Regions from separate parts of the Homo sapiens genome. Here region 2 is linked to region 1. A link is an interaction called in ENCODE POLR2A ChIA-PET data of the cell type or tissue named here. Cell type or tissue: K562. All regions are shown on one strand. Each heading gives the region's core, and the rest is flanking DNA. Links, peaks and the distances in the headings are about the cores only. Region 1 has its middle 63 kb from the start of HAPSTR1. Region 2 overlaps USP7-AS1 (USP7 antisense RNA 1).

Evidence for each region. ChIA-PET counts read pairs that join two places held together with the same protein. Peaks named below come from ENCODE experiments on the same cell type or tissue, not always from the same donor. Only the 100,000 strongest peaks of a DNase experiment are listed, where the experiment ranks them.
Region 2: POLR2A ChIA-PET joins it to region 1 with 6 read pairs; 6 of 35 experiments call an interaction of 5 or more read pairs at or near these places.

What each region holds. Positions count from the first base shown.
Region 1 is chr16:9,022,694-9,034,288 of GRCh38, reverse strand. No RefSeq gene overlaps it. Among named protein-coding and RNA genes, the nearest start is that of HAPSTR1, 63 kb to the left of the region's middle. RefSeq lists an enhancer at 7,328-7,827. In K562, for the core only: no CTCF peak of the experiment used is centred there; a DNase peak (open chromatin) is centred at 7,038.
Region 2 is chr16:8,965,371-8,976,965 of GRCh38, reverse strand. It overlaps USP7-AS1 (USP7 antisense RNA 1), which reads right to left. Exons shown (of 2, transcript NR_184341.1): 2 at 9,976-10,213. Among named protein-coding and RNA genes, the nearest start is that of USP7, 7.3 kb to the right of the region's middle. RefSeq lists enhancers at 9,587-10,208, 10,209-10,832, 10,833-11,456 and a silencer at 10,620-10,914. In K562, for the core only: no CTCF peak of the experiment used is centred there; no DNase peak of the experiment used is centred there; H3K27me3 peaks cover 2,136 bases.

The DNA of each region.
Region 1 (11,595 bases), core at 2,336-10,335:
CTCGCCCAGGAGCAGAGCTTCCGGTGGAAATGCAATACATTCCACGAGCGGAGGTTCTCAACCCTGGCAGCACATTCCATTTACTTGGGTTTCAGAAAACCAATGTCCAGGCTGGGCGCGGTGGCTCACGCCTGTAATCCTAGCACTTTAGGAGGCCAAGGCAGGTGGATTGCCTGAGCTCAGGAGTTCAAGAACAGCCTGGGCAACACGGTGAAACCCCATCTCTACTAAAATACAAAAAAATAGCTGGGCATGGTGGCAGGCACCTGTAGTCTCAGCAACTTGGGAGGCTGAGGAAGGAGAATTGCTTGAACCCGGGAGGCGGAAGTTGCAGTGAGCTGAGATCACGCCACTGCACTCCAGCCTGGGTGACAGAGCGAGACTCCGTCAAAAAAAAAGGAAGAAAGGGAAGGAAGGAAGGAAGGAAGGAAGGAGGGAGGGAGGGACCGAAGGAAGGAAGGAAGGAAGGAAGGAAGGAAGGAAGGAAGGAGGGAGGGAGGGACCGAAGGAAGGAAGGAAGGAAGGAAGGAAGGAAGGAAGGAAAGGAGGGAGGGAGGGAGGGAAGGTCCCTCCTCCACCCACATTTGGGAAGAGAAGATCCCAGAGGATTTTGAGATCCCACTTGAGAGATCCCAGAGGCTCCCTTTCGCCACCAGAGGGCACTTGTCTAGTCTCTTAAGCCCAAGATTAGCTTGGGAGACCAAAGACAAGGCTTCTGCAAGAAGGGAAACCAAAGGAATTTCAGGTCCTAGGGCCCAAGAGTCCATAAAATCAAAAGCAAGTTAGTTACCTCATAGATACAATGGGGGTACAGACAATGGATAAATACATCATTCCAAATGGGAGAGAGTGGCTGAAATAAGGGGGCTACAGGCCCCACGCAAGTCTGAAATCCAACAGGGCCGTCAAATCTTAAAGCTCCAAAATAATCTCCTTTGATTCCATGACTCACATCCAGGTCACGCTGATGCAAGAAGTGGGTTCCCATGGTCTTGGGCAGCTCCGCCCCTGTGGCTTTGCGGGTACAGCCTCCCTCCCAGCTGCTTTCACGGGCTGGCGTTGAGAGCCTGCAGCTTTTCCAGGTGCGTGGTGCATGGTGGATCTACCATTCTGGGGTCTGGAGGACGATGGCTCTCTTCTCATAGCTCCACTAGACAGTGCCCCAGTGGGAGCTCTGTGTGGGGGCTTCAACCCCACATTTCCCTTCTGCACTGCCCTAGTGAAGTCATCCCTGAGACCTGAGAATTCTGGACCCTGTGGCCACCACAGGAGCCCATGCATTGGCTTCCTTTTTTGTTTTTTGTTTTTTTGGGTTTTTTTGACAGAGTTTTGCTCTGTCACCCGGGCTGGAGTGCAGTGGGGCAGTCTCGGCTCACTGCAACCTCTGCCTGTTGGGTTCAAGTGATTCTTGTGTCTCAGCCTCCCAAGTAACTGGGACTACAGGTAACCACCACCACCACCACCATGCCCAGCTTGTTTTTCGTTTTTGTTTTTTATTGTTTTTTTTTTTTTGAGATGGAGTTTCACTCTGTTGCCCAGGCTGGAGTGCAATGGCGCAATCTCGGCTCACCGCAACCTCCACCTCCCAGGTTCAAGCGATTCTCCTGCCTCAGCCTCCCAGGTAGATGGGATTACAGGCAGGCACCACCACGCCCGGCTAATTTTGTATTTTTAGTAGACATGGGGTTTCTTCATGTTGGTCAGGCGGGTCACAAGCTCTTAACCTCAGGTGATCCGCCTGCCTCAGGCTCCCAAAATGCTGGGATTACAGGCGTGAGCCAGCACACCTGGCCATTAATCCTTTTTTAATTAAGTTTTGCATACGATGTGAAGTAGGGATCCAACATCATTTCTTCTAATGTGGATATTCAGTTTCCCTAATACTGGCCTGTTGGTTTAACTGGTGGTTCCCCTCCTTATGTTGTAGTGTCTATGTGAATTCATTAGGTGGAAGTGCCTTTTTCAGAATTGGGATGGGAGGTGGAGATTGCAGTGAGCCGAGATCGTGCCATTGCACTCCAGCCTAGGCAACAAGAGCGAAACTCTGTCTCAAAAAAAAAAAAAGGATTGATGACCCAGACATAAGAACTAAAAACATAAAGCTCTTTTTTTGTTCTTGGGTTTTTTTGTTTTGTTTTGTTTTTTCTTGAGACAGAGTTTCGCTCTGTCGCCCAGGCTGGAGTGCAATGGCGCCATCTCTGCTCACTGCAACCTCCACCTCCCAGGTTCATGTGATTCTCATGCCTCGACCTCCCAAGCAGCTGGGATTACAGGTGCGCACAACCACATCCAGCTGTTTTTTGTTTTTTTAGTAGAGACGGTGTTTCACCACGTTGCCCAGGCTGGTTTTGAACTCCTGACCACAGGTGATCCACCTGACTCAGCCTCCCACAGTACTGGGATTACAGGCGTGAGCCTCCACGCCCAGCCAAAAACATAAAGCTCTTAAAAGAAAGTATAGACATCGGCCGGGTGCAGTGGCTCACGCCTGTAATCCCAACACTTTGGGAAGCCGAGGCAGGTGGATCATTTGAAGTCAGGAGTTTGAGACCAGCCTGACCAACATGATGAAACCCCATCTCTACTAAAAATACAAAAACTAGTTGGGTGTGGTGGTGTGCACCTGTAATCCCAGCTGCTCAGGAGGCTGAGGCAGGAGAATCGCTTCAACCCGGGAGGTGGAGGCTGCAGTGAGCCAAGATAGCGCCACTGCGCTCCAGCCTGGGCGACAGAGCGAGACGATGTCTAAAAAAAAAAAAAAAAAGAAAAGAAAAAAGAATTCTTACAAGTCAACAACAAAAAGACAAACTATCTGATTTTAAAATGGTCAACAGTTGAAGAGACATTTCTCCAAGGAAAGTATACACATCTTCAACAAAGCACATGAAAATATGCTCAACATCAGTAGCCATTAGGGAAATGCAAATCTAAACCACAATGAGATACTGCTTCACACCCACTAGAATGGTAATAATTTTAAAAATGGAAAATAGCAAGTGTGGGTGAGGATATGGACACATTTAGAACCCTCGTGCATTGCTAGTGAGAATGTAAATGGTGCAGCTGCCGTGGAAAAGTTTGGCAGGTCCTCCAAAAGTTAAACATAGAGTTACCATATGACCCGGCAATTCCACTCCTAGGTACATACCCAAAAGATTGAAAATAGGTCTTCAAACAAAAACTTGTATATGAATGTTCATAGTAGCAGTATTAATGATAGTGGATAAAAGTGGAAACAATCTTTATGTCCATCAATGGATGAATGAATAAACAAACTGTGATATACCTGTACAATGGATCATTATTCTGACATAGAAATGAGCTACTGCCAGGCACGGTGGCTCACACCTGTAATCCCAGCACTTTGGGAGGCCAAGGCGGGCGGATCATCTGAGCTCAGGAGTTCAAGACCAGCCTGGCCAACATGGCGAAACCCTGTCTCTACTAAAAAATACAAAAATTAGCCGGGCATGGTGGTGCAAGCCTGTAGTCGCAGGAAGTAGCCAGACATGAAAGGTCACATATTGTGTGATTCCATTTGACACTTTCAAAATAGGCAAATCCATAGAGATAGAAAACACAGCCAGGCGCAGTGGCTCACGCCTGTAATCCCAGCACTTTGGGAGGCCGAGGCAGGTGGATCATGAGGTCAGGAGTTCAAGACCAGCCTGGCCAAGATGGTGGAGACCCCTCTCTACTAAAAATACAAAATATTAGCCAAGCACGGTGGCAGGTGCCTGTAATCCCAGCTACTCGGGAAGCTGAGGCTGGAGAATCGCTTGAACCCGGAATGGGGGGCGGGGGGGGTGTTGCAGAGGTTGCAGCAAGCCTAGATGGTGCCACTTCTCTCCAGCCTGGGCGACAGAGTGAGACTCTGTCCCAAAAACAACAACAAAAGAAAAACAGATTGGTGGTTGTCAGGGACTTGGAAGAGGAGGGAATGGGGAGAAATCGCTTAATAAGAGTTTTCTTCTGAGATGAAGAAAATGTTTTGGAGAGATATTAGAAATATTAGGTATCTCTAGATAAAGAGATACCTCAGCCAGGTAAAATGACTCACATTTGTAACCCCGGTACATTGGAAGGCCGGGCAGACAAATCCCTTGAGCCCAGGAGATAGAGAGCAGCCTGGGTAACATAGTGAGACCCCATTCCTACAAGAAATTTTATTTTATTTTATTTTATTTATTTATTTATTTTTTTTTTTTGAGAGGGAGTTTTGCTTTTGTTGCACAGGCCTAGAGTGCAGCGGTGCAATCATGGCTCACTGCAACCTCTGCCTCCCGGGTTCAAGCAATTCTCCTGCCTCAGCCTCCCGAATAGCTGGGATTACAGGCGTGTGCCACCACACCTGGCTAATTTTTTTTGTATTTTTAGTGGAGACGGGGTTTCACCATCTTGGTCAGATTGGTCTCCAACTCCTGACCTCAGATGACCCACCTCCCTTGGCTTTCCAAAGTTGCTGGGATTACAGGTGTGAGACACCACACCAGTCCCTACAAGAAATTTTAAAACTTAGGCATAGAGGCAGGCACCTGTGAGCCCAGTCACCTGGGAGGCTGAGGCAGGAGGATTGCTTGAGCCCAGGAAGTGAATGTGGCAGTGAGCTAGGATGGCACCGCTGCACTCAAGCCTGGGCAACAGAGCCAGATCCTGTCTCGAAAAAAAGAGAGAGAGAGAGATCTCTAGATAGAGGTGGTGGTTGCACAACATGATGACATGCTAAATGCCACTGAATTGAGACGGTTAATTTTATGTGATACAAATTTAATTTTCACAAAAAAAGAAGGAAAAACATTTTACTATATAAAGAAAAAGAAAAAGATAGGGAGGCCCCAGGTAGGTAAGTACTTAGAAAGCTAGGTAGACAAGGCCAGGTGCAGTTCACCTGATGTCGGGAGTTCGAAACCAGCCTGATCACATGGAGAAACCCCATCTCTACTAAAAATACAAAATTAGCCAGGTGTGGTGGCGCATGCCTGTCATCTCAATTACTGAGGAGGCTGAGGCAGGAGAATCGCTTGAACTCAGGAGGCAGAGGTTGCAGTGAGCTGAGATCACGCTATTGCACTCCAGCCTGGGCAACAAGAGCGAAACTCTGTCTCAAAAAAAAAAAAAAAAATCGAAAAAAAAAATAAAGCTAGGTAGACAAACGATGTGACCAATTGATTAGGCACAAATGTTACCCTCTTCCTATTATCCCCTTTCCAGAACTTCAACCCAACACCCAACATAGAACCTGACACCTAAATTCAAAAAGTCTATGGCCAGGCAAGGTGGCTCATGCCTGTAATCCCAGCACTTTGGGAGGCGGAGGCAGGCAGATCACTTGAGGTCCAGAGTTCAAGACCAGCCTGGCCAAGATGGTGAAACCTCGTCTCTACTAAAAATACAAAAATTGACCGGGCGTGGTGGCTCATGCCTGTAATCTCAGCACTTTGGGAGGCCGAGGCAGGCGTATCGCCTGAGGTCAGGAGTTCTCCACCAGCGTGGCCAACATGGTGAAACCTCGTCTCAACTAAAAATACAAAAAAATTAGCTGGGCGTGGTGGCAGGCGCCTATAATCCCAGCTCCTCAGGGGGCCGAGACAGGAAAATCTCTTGAACTCAGGAGGCGGAGGTTGCAGTGAGCCGAGATGGCGCCATCGCATTCCAGCCTGAGGGACAAGAGTGAGACGGATCTCAAAAAAAAAAAAAAAAAGAAAAAGAAAAATACAAAAATTAACCGGGCGTGCCTGTCACAGCTACTCGGGAGGCTGAGGCAGGAGGATCGCTTGAACCCGTGAGACGGAGGTTGCAGTGAGCCGAGACTGCACCATTGCACTCCAACCTGGGCAACAGAGTGAGACTCTGTCTCAAAAATAAATAAATACATAAATAAATAAAAATAATAATAAAGGAAAGAGAATTACAAACTAAAGGTCTGAAAATCAGAATTTAGCCCAGAAATGTATTTTTGTTTGGCTGGCAAAATGCTTTATTTAAAAAATTGAGTCACCATTTAAAACTCAACAAACATCAACTGCAGATTTCCAATATCTCTTGAAAATTGCTAAAATGGGTGGGGCTGGTGGCTCATGCCTGTAATCCCAGCACTTTGGGAGGCAGAGGCAGGAGGATCACTTGAGCTCAGGAGTTTGAGATCAGCCTGGGCAACATAGAAAGACCCCGTCAATTTTTAAAAAATTAATAAAAAGACAAATGAAAATTTCTGGCCAGGCACAGTGGCTCATGCCTCTAATCCCAGCACTTTGGGAGGTCGAGGAGGGTGGATCAGTTGAGGTCAGGAGTTCGAGACCAGCTTGGCCAACCTGGTGAAACCCCATCTCTACAAAAAAATACCCAAAAAATTAGCTGGGCATGGGAGGCGGAGCTTGCAGTGAGCTGAGATCGCGCCACTGCACTCCAGCCTGGGCAACAGAGCAAGACTCCGTCTCAAAAAAAAAAAAAAAAAAAAAAAAAAGATTAGCCGGGCATGGTGGCAGGCCCCTATAATCTTAGCTACTCAGGAGGCTGAGGCAGGAGAATCGGTCGAAGCCTGGAGGAGGAGGATCTCAGCTCACTAGCCGAGATCGTACCACTGCACTCCAGCCTGGGGTGACAAAGCAAGACTCCATCTCAAAAAAAAAAAAAAAATTTCTAAGATGTGGCAACACTGTGCCCACACCTCCCCTGGCAACAAGCAGCCAGAATTCAACAGGAGCCGCCTCTTTAGAAAGGGCATGCAACCCTAGTTCGCCACAGTCTCCACCCCTCTCTACTGTTGCCCAGGGATGAGGCTGAAATTAGAATTTCAAATGGATTACCTTTACATTTGAACTGCTGTTTTTCTTTCAGCAAAGCAGTATTTCTCAGTATCCACTATTTCTCAGTATCAGAATTGAGAAAGAAAGGTGGAAGGCATTTTGGCATTTGAAGAGTAACCCGAAGTACTGTATTATGCAAAGAAAGATTACTCGAGGCTCCCGGGCATTTAGTTCCGGGAACATAACTTTTTGAACTTTAGATTCTTGCTGAAACCTGTCAGAAGCTGACAAGACAAGGAGGGAGGGGGCTGAGTGTAGGGGAAGGTGGAGAGAACAGGAGTTTCTAGAATTCAGTTTGCGGCGTCCTCGCTACAATCTCAGCTGTTAAGGAAAGAAAGTGAATTCCTTGAGGCTCTGGGAAATTGGAGATGGACAAACTGCTGTTTTCTTATGGTTCCTGAATGGGGCTATGGTTTTTGGCATACGCTAATTATATGAGACAAGAGAAGGAATTTTTCAGCACTATGTGTTAAAAGGTGACTACAGCCATGTGCCACATAAGGACGTTTCAGTCAACGATAGACTGCAAATACAACGGTGGGCCTATAAGATTATAATATCAGGCCGGGTGCGGTGGCTCACGCCTGTAATCCCAGCACTTTCGGAGGCCGTGGGGGGCAGATCACGAGTTCAGGAGATGGAGAACATCCTGGCTAACACAGTGAAACCCTGTCTCTACTAAAAATACAAAAAAATCAGCCGGGCGTGGTGGCGGGCGCCTGTAGTCCCAGCTACTCGGGAGGCTGAGGCAGGAGAATGGCATGAACCTGGGAGGCAGAGCTTGCAGTGAGCCGAGATAGCGCCACTGCACTCCAGCCTGGGCAACAGAGCAAGACTCTGTCTCAAAAAAAAAAAAAAAAAAGAGATGATAATATCAGGTTTTGGCCGGGCTCGGTGGCTCATGCCTGTAATTCCAGCACTTTTGGAGACTGAGGAGGGCAGATCACTTGAGGTCAGGAGTTTGAGACAAGCCTGGCCAACATGGTGAAATGCCGTGTCTACCAAAAATACAACAAATTAGCCAAGCACGGTGGTAGATGCCTGTAATCCCATCTACTTGGGAGGCTAAGGCAGGAGAATCGGTTGAACCCGGGAGGCGGAGGCTGCAGTCAGCCAAGAGTGCACCATTGTACTACAGCCTGGGTGACAGAGTGAGACTCCATCTCAAAATAATAATAATAATAACAATAAATAAATAATAATAGCAGGTTTTTACTGTACCTTTTCTATGTTTAGATAATCAACTACTTCCCACTGCATTACAAATGCCTTTCAGCACAGTAACATGCAGTATAGGTTTGTAGCATTGGAGTAATAGGCTAGACCTATATCCTAGCTGTGTAGTAGGCTAGACCATCTAGGTTTGTGCAAGTGCACTCTGTGATGCTCCCCCAATGACAAAATTGCCTAAGGACTCCTTTCTCAGCACATGCCCCGTTGTTAAGCGACGCGTGACTGTATTTGACTAAATGCATTTTTTGCTCTTCCATAAGTAGTGTGTTACCACTCTTAAGAATGACTAGGCCAGTCGCAGTGGCTCATGCCTGTAATCCCAGCAATTTGGGAGGCTGAGGCAGGTGCATCATTTGAGGTCAGGAGTTCAAGACCAGCCTGGCCAACATAGAGAGACCCCCATCTCTACTAAAAAAAAATACAAAAATTAGCCACGTGTGGTGGTGTGTGCCTGTAATCCCAGCTATTCAGGAGGCTGAGGCAGGAGACTCGCTTGAACCTGGGAGACGGAGGCTGCAGTGAGCGGAGATTGTGCCACTGCACTACAGCCTGGGCGACGGAGCGAGACTCCACCTCAAAAAAAAAAAAAAAAAAAAAAAAAAGGAATTACTGGACTGTGGCTCACACATGTAATCACAACACTTTGGGAGGCCAAGGCAGGCAGATCATTTGAGTCTAGGAGTTTGAGACCAGCCTGGGTGACATGGCGAAACCCCATCTCTACAAAAAATACAAAAAATTAGCTGGGAGTGGTGAGACATGCCTATATTCCCAGCTACTCAGGAGGCTGAGGTGGGAGGATAGCTTGAGCCTGGGAGGTCGAGGCTTGCAGTGAGTTGTGATCACACCACCGCACTCCAGCCTGGGCAACAGAGAGAGACCCCGTCTCAACAACAAAAAAAGAATTATTGGCCGGGCGCGGTGGCTCATGCCTGTAATCCCAGCACTTTGGGAGGCCGAGGTGGGTGGATCACGAGGTCAGGAGATCGAGACCATCCTGGCTAACACGGTGAAACCCCATCTCTACTAAAAATACAAAAAAAAAAAAAAAAAAAATAGCCGGGCTTGGTGGTGGGCACCTGTAGTCCCAGCTACTCTGGAGGCTGAGGCAGGAGAATGGCGTGAACCTGGGAGTTGGAGCTTGCAGTGAGCGGAGATCGCGCCACTGCACTCCAGCCTGGGAGACAGAGCGAGACTCCATCTCAAAAAAAAAAAAAAAAAGAATTATTAAATGGAAAGGCATTTTTTTAAAGATATGACCAAAGAGTGAATAAGGAAGATGGGATTATTGTTGATGCACTTCTCTAGGTAATGCGTTCAGGGATTTTCCATCTGCTGAGTATTCTCTCTGTATCTCCTCTTCCTGTCTCTGAATTCAAACATTCATTGCCTCTGGGGAGATGTGTAGCAAGGGATCCTGTATCACACAGAAATAATCTTTTGAGCTTTTGTTTTCAAAAGTCTAAAGCACATTATATGCAATCGTATCCAGGCTGTATCATTAAGTAAAGTATGATGCAGAACAGCTTGTTTCATTTGCTAAAGTTCATGTGGAGGATAAAAAGAAAACTGTGGAGCCCCTGGACCCAAAGGGCTTTTTGGATAAATGTTTTTGTTGTTGCTGTTGCTGTTGTTGTTTTGGTTTTGTTTTGTTGAGACAGGGTCTCATTCTGTTGCCCAGGCTGGAGTGCAGTGGTGCCATCTCTGCTCACTGCAGCCTCCACCTCCCAGGTTCAAGCGATTCTCCTGCCTCAGCCTCCCAAGTAGCTGGGACTACAGATGCACACCACTACGCCCGGGTAATTTTGTATTTTTAGTAGAGATGGAGTTTCTCCATGTTTGTCAGGCTGGTCTCGAACTCCCAACCTCAGGTGATCCACCCGCCTTGGCCTCCCAAAGTGCTGGACCTACAGGTGTGAGCCACTGCGCCTGGCCAACTGAGGTTTTTTTGCAAGTGTAATTATGAGGTCGGGTGTGGTGGCTCACGCCTGTAATCCCAGCTACTATATATTATAGACAGTATCTATATAATCCTTAATACACTTAGCATATAGTTGGCATATAGTAGTACACATTAAGGCTATGATTAATTATATGAGGTCAGTATTATAGACCCTATTTTACAGTAAAGGAAAATACATCGTTCAGAAAACACAGTGAACTTTTTAAGGTCACCCTGCAAATAAGTGGCAAAGCAAAGATTTTAATTTAGGATTATTGGCCTACAAAGGCCACACAACCTGTAGTGTGCTAGTAAATGTTTAAAACCAGCCTTCCAGGTATAGTTTGGATAAATTTGGCTGATATTTAAATTTATATTAACAAGTGAGACGAAAGTGAAATGAAACAATGATAGTGTATATTGGAACTTTGCTTTTTCTTTTTTCTTCTCTTTTTTTTTTTTTTTTTTTTGAGACAGGGTCTTGATCTGTCACCAGGCTGGAGTGCAGTGGCATAATCTCAGCTCACTGCAGCCTCAACCTCCTGGGCTCAAGTGATTCTCCCACCTCAGTCTAAAGAGTAACTGGGACTACAGGCACACACCACCATGTCCAGCTAATTTTTGTATTCTTTTTTAGAGACAGGGTTTTGTCACGTTGTCTAGACTGGTCTTGAACTCCTGGGCTCAAGGGGTTCACCTGCCTTGGCCTCCCAAAGTGCTGGGATTACAGGTGTGAGCCACTGCATTCAGCGAACTTTGCTCATTTGTCAATGTGACCAACATGTTTGTTGAATTGGATCTTGAATATTGCAAGATTTTTCTCCATTTGTTGTACTATTCACAATGGAATGGTTACAGATATGATACGCTTTGAGTTTGACCTGCCTTATTAACATTCTCTCAGGCCGGGCGTGGTGGCTCACTCCTGTTATCCCAGCACTTTGGGAGGCCGAGGCGGGTGGATCACCTGAGGTCAGGAGTTCAAGACCAGCCCGGTCAACATGGTGAAACCCCATCTCTACTAAAAATTAGCCGGTATGGCAGCACGTGCCTGTAATCCCAGCTATGTGGGAGGCTGAGGCAGGAGAATCGCTTGAACCCAGGAGGTGGTAGTTGCAGTGAGCTGAGATACTGGTATTGCACTCCAGCCTAGGCAGTAGAGTGAGGCTCCGTCTAAAAAAAAAAAAAAAAAGTCTATCACTTTCTCAAACCCGGACAATCAACTCAACAAATAAAGCCAGGGTTTGTAGTATCTGCTGATGGCTCTTTTGTAAATACTCCCACTATGGTTGATTTTTTTTTTTTTTTTTTTCATAAACAGGGTCTTACTCTATCACTCAGGCTGGAATACAGTGGTCGCTATATTGCCCAGACCTGCCTTGAACTCCTGGCCTCAAGCGATGGTCCAGCCTCGGCCCCCAAAGCACTGAGATTACAGATGTGAGTCGCCGTGCCTTATAGGCAGCCCTAGGTTAGTTATATCGACCTGGCAGTCTGATTCCTGTGCCCAGTTACTACTATATATAGACCACAAACTGAACTGTGCAAGCACATCACTTTCTTAGATTTCTAGAGTTCAAGTTCATTTCTTTCTTTCTTTCTCTTTCTTTTTTT
Region 2 (11,595 bases), core at 1,109-9,108, 56 kb after region 1:
GACTAAAACACCAAAAGCAATGGCAACAAAAGCCAAAATTGACAAATGGGATCTAATTAAACTAAAGAGCTTTTGCACAGCAAAACAAACTACTATTGGAGTGAACAGGCAACCTACAGAATGGGAGAAAATTTTTACAATCTACCTATCTGACAAAGGGCTAATATCCAGAATCTACAAAGAACTTAAACAAATTTACAAGAAAAAGTCAAACAACCCCATCAAAAGTGGGTGAAGGATATGAACAGACACTTCTCAAAAGAAGACATTTATGCAGCCAAAAGACACGTGAAAAAATGCTCATCATCACTGGCCATCAGAGAAATGCAAATCAAAACCACAATGAGATACCATCTCACACCAGTTAGAATGGCAATCATTAAAAGTCAGGAAACAACAGGTGCTGGAGAGGATGTGGAGAAATAGGAACGCTTTTACACTGTTGGTGGGACTGTAAACTAGTTCAACCATTGTGGAAGACAGTGTGGTGATTCCTCAAGGATCTAGAACTAGAAATGCCATTTGATCCAGCTATCCCATTACTGGGCATATAGCCAAAGGATTATAAATCATGCTGCTATAAAGACACACGCACACATATGTTTATTGCAGCACTATTCACAATAGCAAAGACTTGGAACCAACCCAAATGTCGATCAATGATAGACTGGATTCAGAAATGTGGCACATATAGACCATGGGATACTATGCAGCCATAAAAAAGGATGAGTTCATGTCCTTTATAGGGACATGGATGAAGCTGGAAACCATCATTCTGGGCAAACTATTGCAAGGACAGAAAACCAAACACCGTGTGTTGTCACTCATAGGTGGGAACTGAACAATGAGAACACATGGATACAGGGTGGGGAACATCACACACCAGGGCCTGCTGGGGGGTGGGGGGAGGGGGGAGGGATAGCATTAGGAGATATACCTAATGTAAATGACAAGTTAACGGGTGCAGCACACCAACATGGCACATGTATACATATGTAACAAACCTGCACGTTGTGAACATGTACCCTAGAACTTAAAGTAAAATTAAAAAAAAAAGAAAAAAAGAAATGTCCGGGGCTGGGCGTGGTGGCTCACGCCTGTAATCCCAGCACTTTGGGAAGCCGAGGCAGGCGGCTCACTTGAGGTCAGGAGTTTGAGACCAGCCTGGCCAACCTGGTGAAACCCCGTCTCTACTAAAGATACAAAAAAAATTAGCCAGGTGTGGTGGTATGCGCCTGTAATCCCTGCTACTTGGGAGGCTGAGGCAGAAGAATCATTTTAACCCAGAAGGCAGAGGTTTCAGTGAGCTGAGATCGCACCACCACACTCCAGCCTGGGTGACAGAGTGAGACTCTGTCTCAAAAAAAAAAAAAAAATTAAAAAATTAAAACAGAAGAAAAAGGAAAGAAAATAAAAACAAAGGTGGAGTCTTCAAAATTACTTTAGCCTGTTCTTTTGTTCTGGGACCGCCTTAAGTAAACCTTTAAGCTATGCAAATGAGGTAAGGAGTCCAGATCCAGCCTTCAGTGAGCCGGGTGGGGAAGGGTGGGTAGGTGGGAGTTGAATTATAAGAAGCTGGAGGCGGAGAAGGCAGGGATCACATCACTTTCTCTTATTTCCTATTTTCCTCTGAACGGGCTCAGAAAGCTCAGGAAGGCCCCAGAGAGCTTGCTTTCCGGAGATTCCCCATGCCGCCGTTAAGACCAATTCGGAAATCGAGGCGTGAGCCAAGCTTCAAGCGTAGCCAGAGGCGCAAATCTCAGCCCCTCCCCAAGGCCCTGAGGTGCCTTCCCCAGGAAGACCCAAGTACCAGCCACCAGTCCCTGTGGCTACTGGCTGAGTTCAGCTGCAGTGATCACAGCACAAAACAAGGTATGTTTTTTAAAATTATATTTTCCAACTTGATTGCTGGCTATAAGAAAACTTCATGGACATAGATAACGCCGTTGATCACCTTAGAGAAAATGTACAGTGCTTTCGATAGCTTGTGTTTCCTCTGGAGGGTTTTAGGCATGACATTTCCAAATCCGTGTTTGGCCTCTTCTGTTGCAGTTGAGCTTGTGTTTTCTCTTCTTGCCTTTCCTGGTGTTCCTTGGAAATGGATTGGATTGATAAAAACGGAGTTGGTTGTTTTTTTTTTATTTGTTTGTTTGTTTGATTTTTGAGATAGGATCTCGCTCTGTCACCCAGGCTGGAGTGCAGTGGTGCCATCTTGGCTCATGCAGCCTCAGCCTCCCGGGCTCAAGCAATCCTCCTACCTCAGCCTCCCGAGTAGCTAGGACTATAGGTGCGCACCACCATGCCCAGCTAATTTTGTTTATTTTTTGCAGAGATGAGGTTTCACTGTGTTGCCTAGCAGAGTCCCCCTCATCTTGGCATCCTACAGTGCTGGGATTATAGGCATAAGCCACAGTACCTGTCTAGGAGTTGGTCTTTTCAGCAACAAGTGGAAGGATGAATTTGGGACACAGGCTAGAGGCAGGGTGGAGAGCAAAGGGTGAGATGTGATCTAGCGCAGCAGGAGTAATGGCTAAAGGACGCCTGCATAGAACAGAGGTTCCGAGATTGGAACAAATGCCAAAATCAAGTAGGATCATAATTACCCTTAAATCCCTTAAATCACCTTTGTAATCTCTTCCAAACTAGAACAGATCACCTCATTGAGTGCTGCTGAATTGACTATTTAGCAATATCATTACATCTCCCCAACAAAGGTCTGCTGGCATTATCAATGTGAGCCACTGCACCCGGCCCACACTGAACATTTTCAATACTCAATGTACAATTCAATGGTTTTCAGTGCATTCACAAAAGTGTGCAACCATCACCACCATCTAATCCCAGAACATTTTTTCTTTTTTTTTTTTTTCCTGAGACAGGGTTTCTTTCACTCCAGTTGCCCAGGCTGGAATGCAGTGGCACAACTTCGGATCACTGCAGCCTTGACCTCCTGGGCCCAAGTGATGCTCCCAGCTGAGCCTCCTGAGTAGCTAGGATTACAGGCGTGTGCCACCACACCAAGCTAACTATTTGTATTTTTAGTAGAGATGGGGATTTCACCATGTTGCCCAAGCTGGTCTTGAACTCCTGGGCTCAAGTGATCTTCGCACCTCAGCCTCCCACCATGCTGGGATTACAGGCGTAAGCCATGACACCCTGTGTCCTCAGAACACTTTCATCATGCCGAAAAGAAACACCATACCGGTGGTGGACGTGGTGGCTCGTGCCTGTAATCCCAGCACTTTGGGAGGCCAAAGGAGGGTGGATCACTTGAGGTCAGGAGTTCAAGACTAGCCTGGCCAACATGGTGAAATCCCGTCTCTACTAAAAACACAAAAATTGGCTGGACATGGTGGTTTGCACCTGTAGTCCCAGCTACTAGGGATGCTGAGGTGGGAGGATCACTTGAACCCAGGAGAGGGAGGTTGCAGTGAGCCGAGATCCTGATAACTGCACTTGAACCTGGGCGACAAATTGAGACTCTGTCTCAAAAACAAACACCGTACCCATTAGCAGTCACTCCCCTTTTTCCCCACTCTTTTCAGCTCCTGGCAAAAGCTAATCTACTTTCTGTTTATAATTTGCGTAACCTGAATATTTCTTATAAGTGGAAGCATATGTGACCTTTTGTGTCTGGCTTTTTCTCTTAGCATAATGTTTTCAAGATTCATCCAAGTTGTAGTATGAATCTAGTTTATTTCATTTTATGGCTGAATAGTATTTTATTTTATGGAAGATATATTTTATTATTACTTTTAGAGGTCGTGTCTGTGCTATGCTGCCCAGGCAGGTCTTGAACTCCTGTCCTTGAGCAATCCACCTCAGCCTCTGGAGTAGCTGGGATTACAGGCAGCTGAGCATAGTGCTCAGCTGTTAGATCACATTTTATTCATCCATTCATTCTTTGATGGACATTTGGGTTGTTTCCACCTTTTGGTGACTGAATAACACTGCTATGTGTGTGTACATGTATTTGTTTGAGTCCCTGTTTTCAGTTCTCTTGGGTATATGCCTAGGAGTGGAATTCCTGGGTCCTATGGTAACTCTTTAGCTTTTGGAGGAACTGGCTTTCACTTTGTAAAAGTTAATGTCGGGCGCAGTGGCTCATGCCTGTAATCCCAGCACTTCGGGAGGATCACGAGATCAGGAGTTCAAGACCAGCCTGGCCAAGATGGTGAAACCCCATCTCTACTAAAAATACAAAAATTAGCCGGGTGTGGTGGCAGGCACCTGGAATCCCAGCTACTCAGGAGGGTGAGGCAGATAACTGTTTGAACCTGGGAGGCAGAGGTTGCAGTGAGCTGAGATCTGAATTCCCGCCACTGCACTCCAAACTGGGCAACAGAGCGAGACTCCGTCTCAAAAAAAAGGGGCTGGTACAGAGTGGATAAGGGAAAACAATGGCTATTTGTATACATTCAGTGGCAGAATATTAAGTTAGGGTTTTCTTTGGATGTGGGTTTTGAAAAACTGATAAGCCTGGGTAAAGACATGATAGGACTCATTAGGAACTCCAGCAGGGAGTTGAAACCTCTTAAAAATAAAAACTAAAAATAACAGCTTTTTTTTTTTTTGAGACAGAGTCTCACTCTGTTGCCCAGGCTGGAGTTCAGTGGTACAATTTTGGCTCACTGCCACCTCCACATTGCAGGTTCAAGCAATTCTCCTGCCTCAGCCTCCTGAGCAGGAGCTGGGACTACAGGCTCCTGCCAGCACACCCGGCTAATTTTTGTATTTTTAGTAGTGACAGGGTTTCACACCATTGGCCAAGCTGGTCTTGAACTCCTGACCTCAGGTATCCACCCGCCTCAGCCTCCCAAAGTGTTGGGATTACAGGTGTGAGCCCCCACCGTGCCAGGCCAATAACAGTTTTATTGAAATATAATTCACCTACTGCACAATTTATCTGTATTAAATGTACAATGCAATGGTTTTTACTATGTTCAGAGAGTTGTACAACCATCACCATAGTCAATTTTAAGACATTGTCATTTCTCCCCCCAAATCCTATACCCATCTGCAGCCACTCCCCATTGCCCACCTCCTGTGAACCGCAGGCAGTTGCTAGTCTGTTTTCTGTCTCTATGGATTTGCTTTTCATGGGCGTTTCATATCAATTAATCATATAATAGTTCTCCTTTTATCTACTTTCTTTCACTTAGCATGGTATTTTCAAGGTTCATCAATGCTGTAGCATGAATCAGTACTTCATTCTTATTTACGGCTGAATAATATTCCATTGTGCTGATAGATCACTCTTGTTGACCCACTCACTTGTTGATGAACACTGGGGTTGTGTTCAGAGTTGACATCTTGGTGTTGCTTCTTACTGGACCAGTTTTGGGGCCATTAGCCTTTTGCTGCCTTAGTGTCCTGTTCTGTAAAATGGGAGTAATAATAGCACCTCTCAAAGGCAGGGCTGGCACTAGCTTTTACAGTGCCCTTGTGCAAGCTAATGGTGCCCCTCTGGGCAGACACCTGCCTCATCCCATGGCCAGGTAAGTAGGTGAAGCCTTTGGTGCCAAAAGCAATGTTGGTTGGGGGTAGTTCCTGGGCTAAACTGAGTCCCACCCCTCTTTAAAATATGTAGTTTTAGGCCGGGCACAGTGGCTCACGCCTGTAATCCCAGCACTTTGGGAGGCCAAGGACGGCGGATCAGGAAGTCAGGATGAGACCATCCTGGCTAATGCAGTGAAACCCTGTCTCCACTAAAAATACAAAAAATTAGAGGCCAGGCATGGTGGCTCATACCTGTAATCCCAGCACTTTGGGAGGCTGAGGTGGGCAGATCACGAGGTCAGGAGATCGAGACCATCCTGGCTAACACGGTGAAACCCCGTCTCTACTAAAAAAAAAAAAATGCAAAAAATTAGCCAGGCATGCTGGCGGGTGCCTGTAGTCCCAGCTACTCGGGAGACTGAGGCAGGAGAAAGGCGTGAACCCGGAAGGCAGAGCTTGCAGTGAGCCGAGATCGCGCCAATGCACTCCAGCCTGGACGACAAAGTGAGACTCTGTCTCGAAAAAAAAAAAAAATTAGCCAGGTGTGGTGGCATGCGCCTGTAGTCCCAGCTACTCGGGGAGGCAGGAGAATCGCTTGAACTCAGGAGGCGGAGGTTGCAGTGACCCAGGATCGCACCACCACTCTCCAGCCGGGGCGACAGAGCAAGAGACTCCGTCTCAAAAAAAAAAAAAAAAAAATGTAGTTTTAAGGCTGGGTATGGTGGCTCGTGCCTGTAGTCCCAGCACTTTGGGAGGCCAAGGCAGGAGGATCACCTAAGGTCAGGAGTTTGAGACCAGCCTGGCCAACATACAATGAAACCCCGTCTCTACTAAAAAAATACAAAAATTAGCTGGGTGTGGTGGTGCACACCGGTAGTTCTAACTACTTGGGAAGCCGAGACAGGAGAATCACTTGAACCCAGGAGACGGAGGTTGCAGTGGGCCGAGATTTGGCCACTGCACTCCAGCCTGGGTGACAGAGCAAGACTCTATCTCTAAAGAAAAGAAAAAAAAAAAGTAGTTTTAAATTTTAGCTTTACAGTTTCCATTTAAAATGCCATTTTCTAGCCAGGAGTGGTATAATCACAGCCTATAATCCCAGCATTTTGGGAGGCTGAGGTAGGAAGAGCACTTAAGGCCAGGAGTTCAAGACCAGCCTGGGCAACAGCAACATAGCAAGATCTTGTTAGTAACAATTTGACTAATTTTCCTAAAAATAAAAATTAAGAAAAGAAAAAGATGACACTGATGCTGGCTGTCCATGTTCTCACTGACTCTCATTGCAACTTCGTCTAAATGTGAGCCAACCCAGTCACTCTACCAAAGCACCTTTGTCGAACTGTTTTCTTAAAAATTTTGGATGGATGTGGTGGCTCACGCCTGTAATCCCAGCACTTTGGGAGGCCGAGGCGGGCGGATCACCTGAGGTTGGGAGTTCGAGACCAGCCTGACCAACATGGAGAAACCCCATCTCTACTAAAAATACTAAATTAGCTGGGCGTGGTGGGGCATGCCTGTAATCCCAGCTACTCCAGAGGCTGAGGCAGGAGAATCGCTTGAACCCGGGGAGGCGGAGGTTGTGGTGAGCCAAGATCGTGCCGTTGTACTCCAGCCTGGGCAACAAGAGTGAAATTCCACCTCAAAAAAAAAAAAAAAAATGAACACGACTCCAACCACTATACACACACCTGGCCAACTGGGAGCAGTCATTTTGGCATAAAGCTTTCATTTGCATTTGGCTGTCTCTCTTCCAAAACCAATCCCAGAAGAATGCTGGTCACATGACTTCGTTTTATTTAGCCACTCTGTGGCAGTCACTTTTGCTATTCATTTAGCCTGAGGCAACAGGGTCCCTATCTCATAATAGGCACTCATCCCAAAAACAGATTTGAGTGAAAGGATGGTGGATTGCGGGGGTCAGGAATTGGAGGCTGGGGTCTCATTCTGTTCTTTTTCTTTTTTTTTTTTTTTTGAGAAGGGGTCTCACTCTGTTGCCCAGGCTAGAGTGCAGTGGCACGATCTTGCCTCACTGCAACCTCTATCTCCCGGGTTCAAGCCATTCTCTTGCCTCAGCCTCCTAAGTAGCTGGGATTACAGGTGCCTGCCACCATACTTGGCTAATATTTTTGTATTTTCAGTAGAGGTGGGGTTTCACTATGTTGGCCAAGCTGGTCTCCAACTCCTGACCTCAGGTGATCTGCCCGCCTCAGTCTCCCAAAATGCTGGGATTACAGGCGTGAGCCACTGTGCCCAGCCTCATTCTGTTCTTAGAACAATGATCTCACAACCTCTGATTTTTTTTCTTTTTTCTTTTCATTTCTTTTTCTTTTTTTTTTTTTTTGAGGTGAAGTCTCTCTCTGTCGCCCAGGCTGAAATGCAGTGGCACAGTCTCAGCTCACTGCAGCCTCCACCTCGCAGGTTCAAGCGATTCTCCTGCCTCAGCCACCCAGGTAGCTGGGACTAAAGGCGTGCACCACCATGCCTGGTTTTTTTGTTTGTGTGTTTGTTGGTTTGTTTTTGAGACAGGGTCTCACTTTGTTACCCTGGCTGGAGTGCAGTAGTGCGATCTTGGCTCACTGCAACTTCCATTCCTGGTTCAAGCGATCCTTCCATCTCAGCCTCCTGAGTAGCTGGGACCACAGGCGCAAGCCACCACACCCATCTAATTTTCTTTTTTTTTTTTCTCCCCCCGAGAAGGAGTTTCGCTCTTGTCGCCCAGGCTGGAGAGCAGTAGCGCCATTTCGGCTCACTGCAACCTCCGCCTCCTGGGTTCAAGCGATTCTCCTGCCTCAGCCTCCCAAGTAGCTGGAATTACAGGTGTGCGCCACCACACCCAGCTGATTTTTGTATTTTTAGTAGAGACGGGGTTTCACCATGTTGGCCAGGCTGGTCTCGACCTCCTGACCTCAGGTGACCCACCCACATCGGCCTCCCAATGTGCTGGGATTACAGGCGTGAGCCACTGTGCCTGGCCACACCCGGCCAATTTTCATGTATTTTTTGGTAGAGACAGGTTTTCATCATGTTACCCAGGCTGTTGTCAAACTCCTGAGCTCAAGCAATCTGCCCACCTCGGCCTCTCAAAGTGCTAGGATTACAGGCGTGAGCGAATGCACTGGCCAACCTGTGGATTTTGAAGCGTTTGATATTTTATGGTTTCAGGTAGACTGTTTTCCCATTTCCCTGATAAGAATCCAGAATTAGAAAAGGTTGGGCTGGGCGTGGTGGCTCACGCCTGTAATCCTAGCACTTTGGGAAGCCGATGTGGGTGGTTCACCAGAGGTCAGGAGTTTGAGATCAGCCTGACCAACATGGTGAAACCCCGTTTCTACCAAAAAGGCAAATATTAGCCAGGTGTGGTGGTGTGCACCTGTAATCCCAGCTACTCAGGAGGCTGAGGCAAGAGAATCGCTTGAACCCAGGAGGCGGAGGTTGCAGTTAGCTGAGATCGTGCCATTGCACTCCAGCCTGGGCTGGACTCTACCTCAAAAAAAAAAAAAAAAAAAGGAAAAAGAAAAGAAAAGAAAAAAGAGAAAAGAAAAGGTTAAGTAAGCTTCCCAAATTCAAGTTTACAGAACCATGTATGGAGCTAGGTTCCACCTGGTTTCTGAATCCTAAAGCCCCTTACTCTCCCACACTGCTTGACCTTGGCTAAGTCCCTTATCTTCTCTAAACCCAAATCCTCATCAGTAACCTTGTGGTATGGGATTAGGTCATCTTTCTAGGTATGGATTATTTAGGAATTTAGTTATCCCGGTGGGGCGGGGGGTGGGGGCAGATGAAGGCGTGGAGAGGGGGAAAGCTGTTAATCCCTTTTCTTCTCTGACACTTCTATTAAATAATTTTAGACCCTGACCAACATAGCTTCAAGGTAGATAAATATTTTGGTTCTCAAGAAGAAAAACCAACCCTCTGTTTATGCCAAGTCATGCCATGGCCCTGGGAGCAGCAAAATATGTTTTGATCCAAGTAATGATAGGGTGGGCCCTCCCTGCCCTTTACTGGCTCTAGCTAATGACAAGTCAGTTTCTCCAGCGGTTCCTGTCTCCCCGGTTTTTCATCTCCTTAGTCCCCGGTTTCTGAACCACGGTAGGGGTCATGAATTTTTTTTTTTTTAATTGGCAGTGATCAAAAATGGTGCCCTCAGTCATCTTCCCCTTCAGAGCCCTTCATGTCCTTTGGAGGCATCTTGGCATTCACCCTCTGAGGAAGCAGGCATTACTCAGCGGATTCACTTCTGCAGAGTCCTTCCACACACACCCCTTCTGTGTGCAAATGGACTTTATAGCCAATGCAGGCACAATTCTACCAGGGGAGGAAGAAAACAGGCCAGCCGAGCCTGCTGGAATAATCCAGTGGGGGCCTTTTTAGTGGGCCTCCAAGGGCACTGGTCTTGCTTTTCTCATAGCTGTGGTGCCCTAGAAATGAACTCTCCCTCCACTATCCACTCCTCAGTGAAAGATGTGGACCAGCCAGGAAGAAGCAAAGAAGTGCTGTTTTATTGACTCCAGAAGAGAGGCCTTCCAAGCGAGCAGGCACTGTCATTCCCAGCCTGTATCCCAGAGGCTCTGAGCTCCTAGCAGGCAGTAAACAGTTGCAGGGGTGAAAGCATTCATTCGGCAAATCGGCAAATCTTCACTGAGCATCCACTGTAAGCTTGGTGCTGTACTGAGGATAGAGCTGTAGACAAGACAATTTCTTCCTCAAGGTGCTTCTAGAAAGAGAGAGAGATATTGTGTGTTTTTTGTTTTTTGTTTTTTGTTTTTTTTTGACACAGAGTCTCGTTCTATAGCCCAGGCTGGAGTGCAGTGGTGCAATCTCGGTTCACTGCAACCTCCACCTCCCAGGTTCAAGCGATTCTCATGCTTCAGCCTCCTGAGTAGCTGGGATTACAGGCGCGCTACCATGCCCGGCTAATTTTTGTATTTCTAGTAGAGACGTGGTTTCACCATGTTGGTCATGCTAGTCTCGAACTCCTGACCTCATGATCCGCCCGCCTCAGCCTCCCAAAGTGCTGGGATTACAGGCGTGAATCACCGTGCCCGGCCAGATTGGTTTTGAACTCAGTGATGAGGATAAGGTTGGCCAATGTGAACTGACAGCCATATACATAACTTTCTGCCACCTCTTCCTCTGCCAGAAAGGCACTTTCTTCCCTCCTCCAAGCTTCCAGAATACTAGAGAGAAGGACTCTTTTGCATCTGAGCGCTGTTGATTAGCATTTGTGAGAATCTGTGTGAATAACAATACCTCTTCTTCAGATTCTGGGGGTGACCCAAGGGATTCCTTTGAAGTGACTGGGCTCTCCCCTGCTCACCTCTGTGGTCTGGCAGGAAATATACTGGTGAAAAACCTTCAAGCGTACGAAATGCTGGTGAGGGGGATCCAGTCACGCTTGAATCATATGTTCATTCAACCAGTTGACTAATGATTGATTAATTGATTGGCTGATTGAGATCGGGTTTCCCTATGTTGCCCAGGCTGGTCTCCAACTCCTGGGCTCAAGTGATTGATCCTCCCGCCTCAATCTCCCAAAGTGCTGGCATAAGGGGTGTAAGCCACTGTGCCTGGCCCATTCAACCAATATTTATTTATGTATTTATTTATTTTAGATGGAATCTCCCTCTATTGCCCAGGCTGGAGTGCAGGGGTGTGATTAGCTGACTGCAGCCTCCACCTCCTGGCTTCAAGCAATTCTCCTGCCTCAGCCTCCTGAGTAGCTAGGATTACCAGCGTATGCCACCATGCCCGGCTAAGTTTTTTGTATGTATTTTTAGTAGACATGAGGTTTCACCATGTTGGCCAGGCTAGTCTCGAATTCCTGACCTCAGGTGATCCGCCCACCTCGGCCTCCCAACGTGCTGAGATTACAGGCGTGAGCCACCGTGCCTGGCCCAACCAATTTTTTTTTTTTTTTTGAGATAGAGTTTCGCTCGTTGCCTAGGCTAGAGTGCAATGGCGCGATGTCAGCTCACCGCACCGCACCCTCCACCTCCCGGGTTCAAGTGATTCTCCTGCCTCGGCCTCCTGAGTAGCTGGGATTACAGGCATGCGCCACCACGCCCGGCTAATTTTGTACTTTAAGTAGAGACGGGG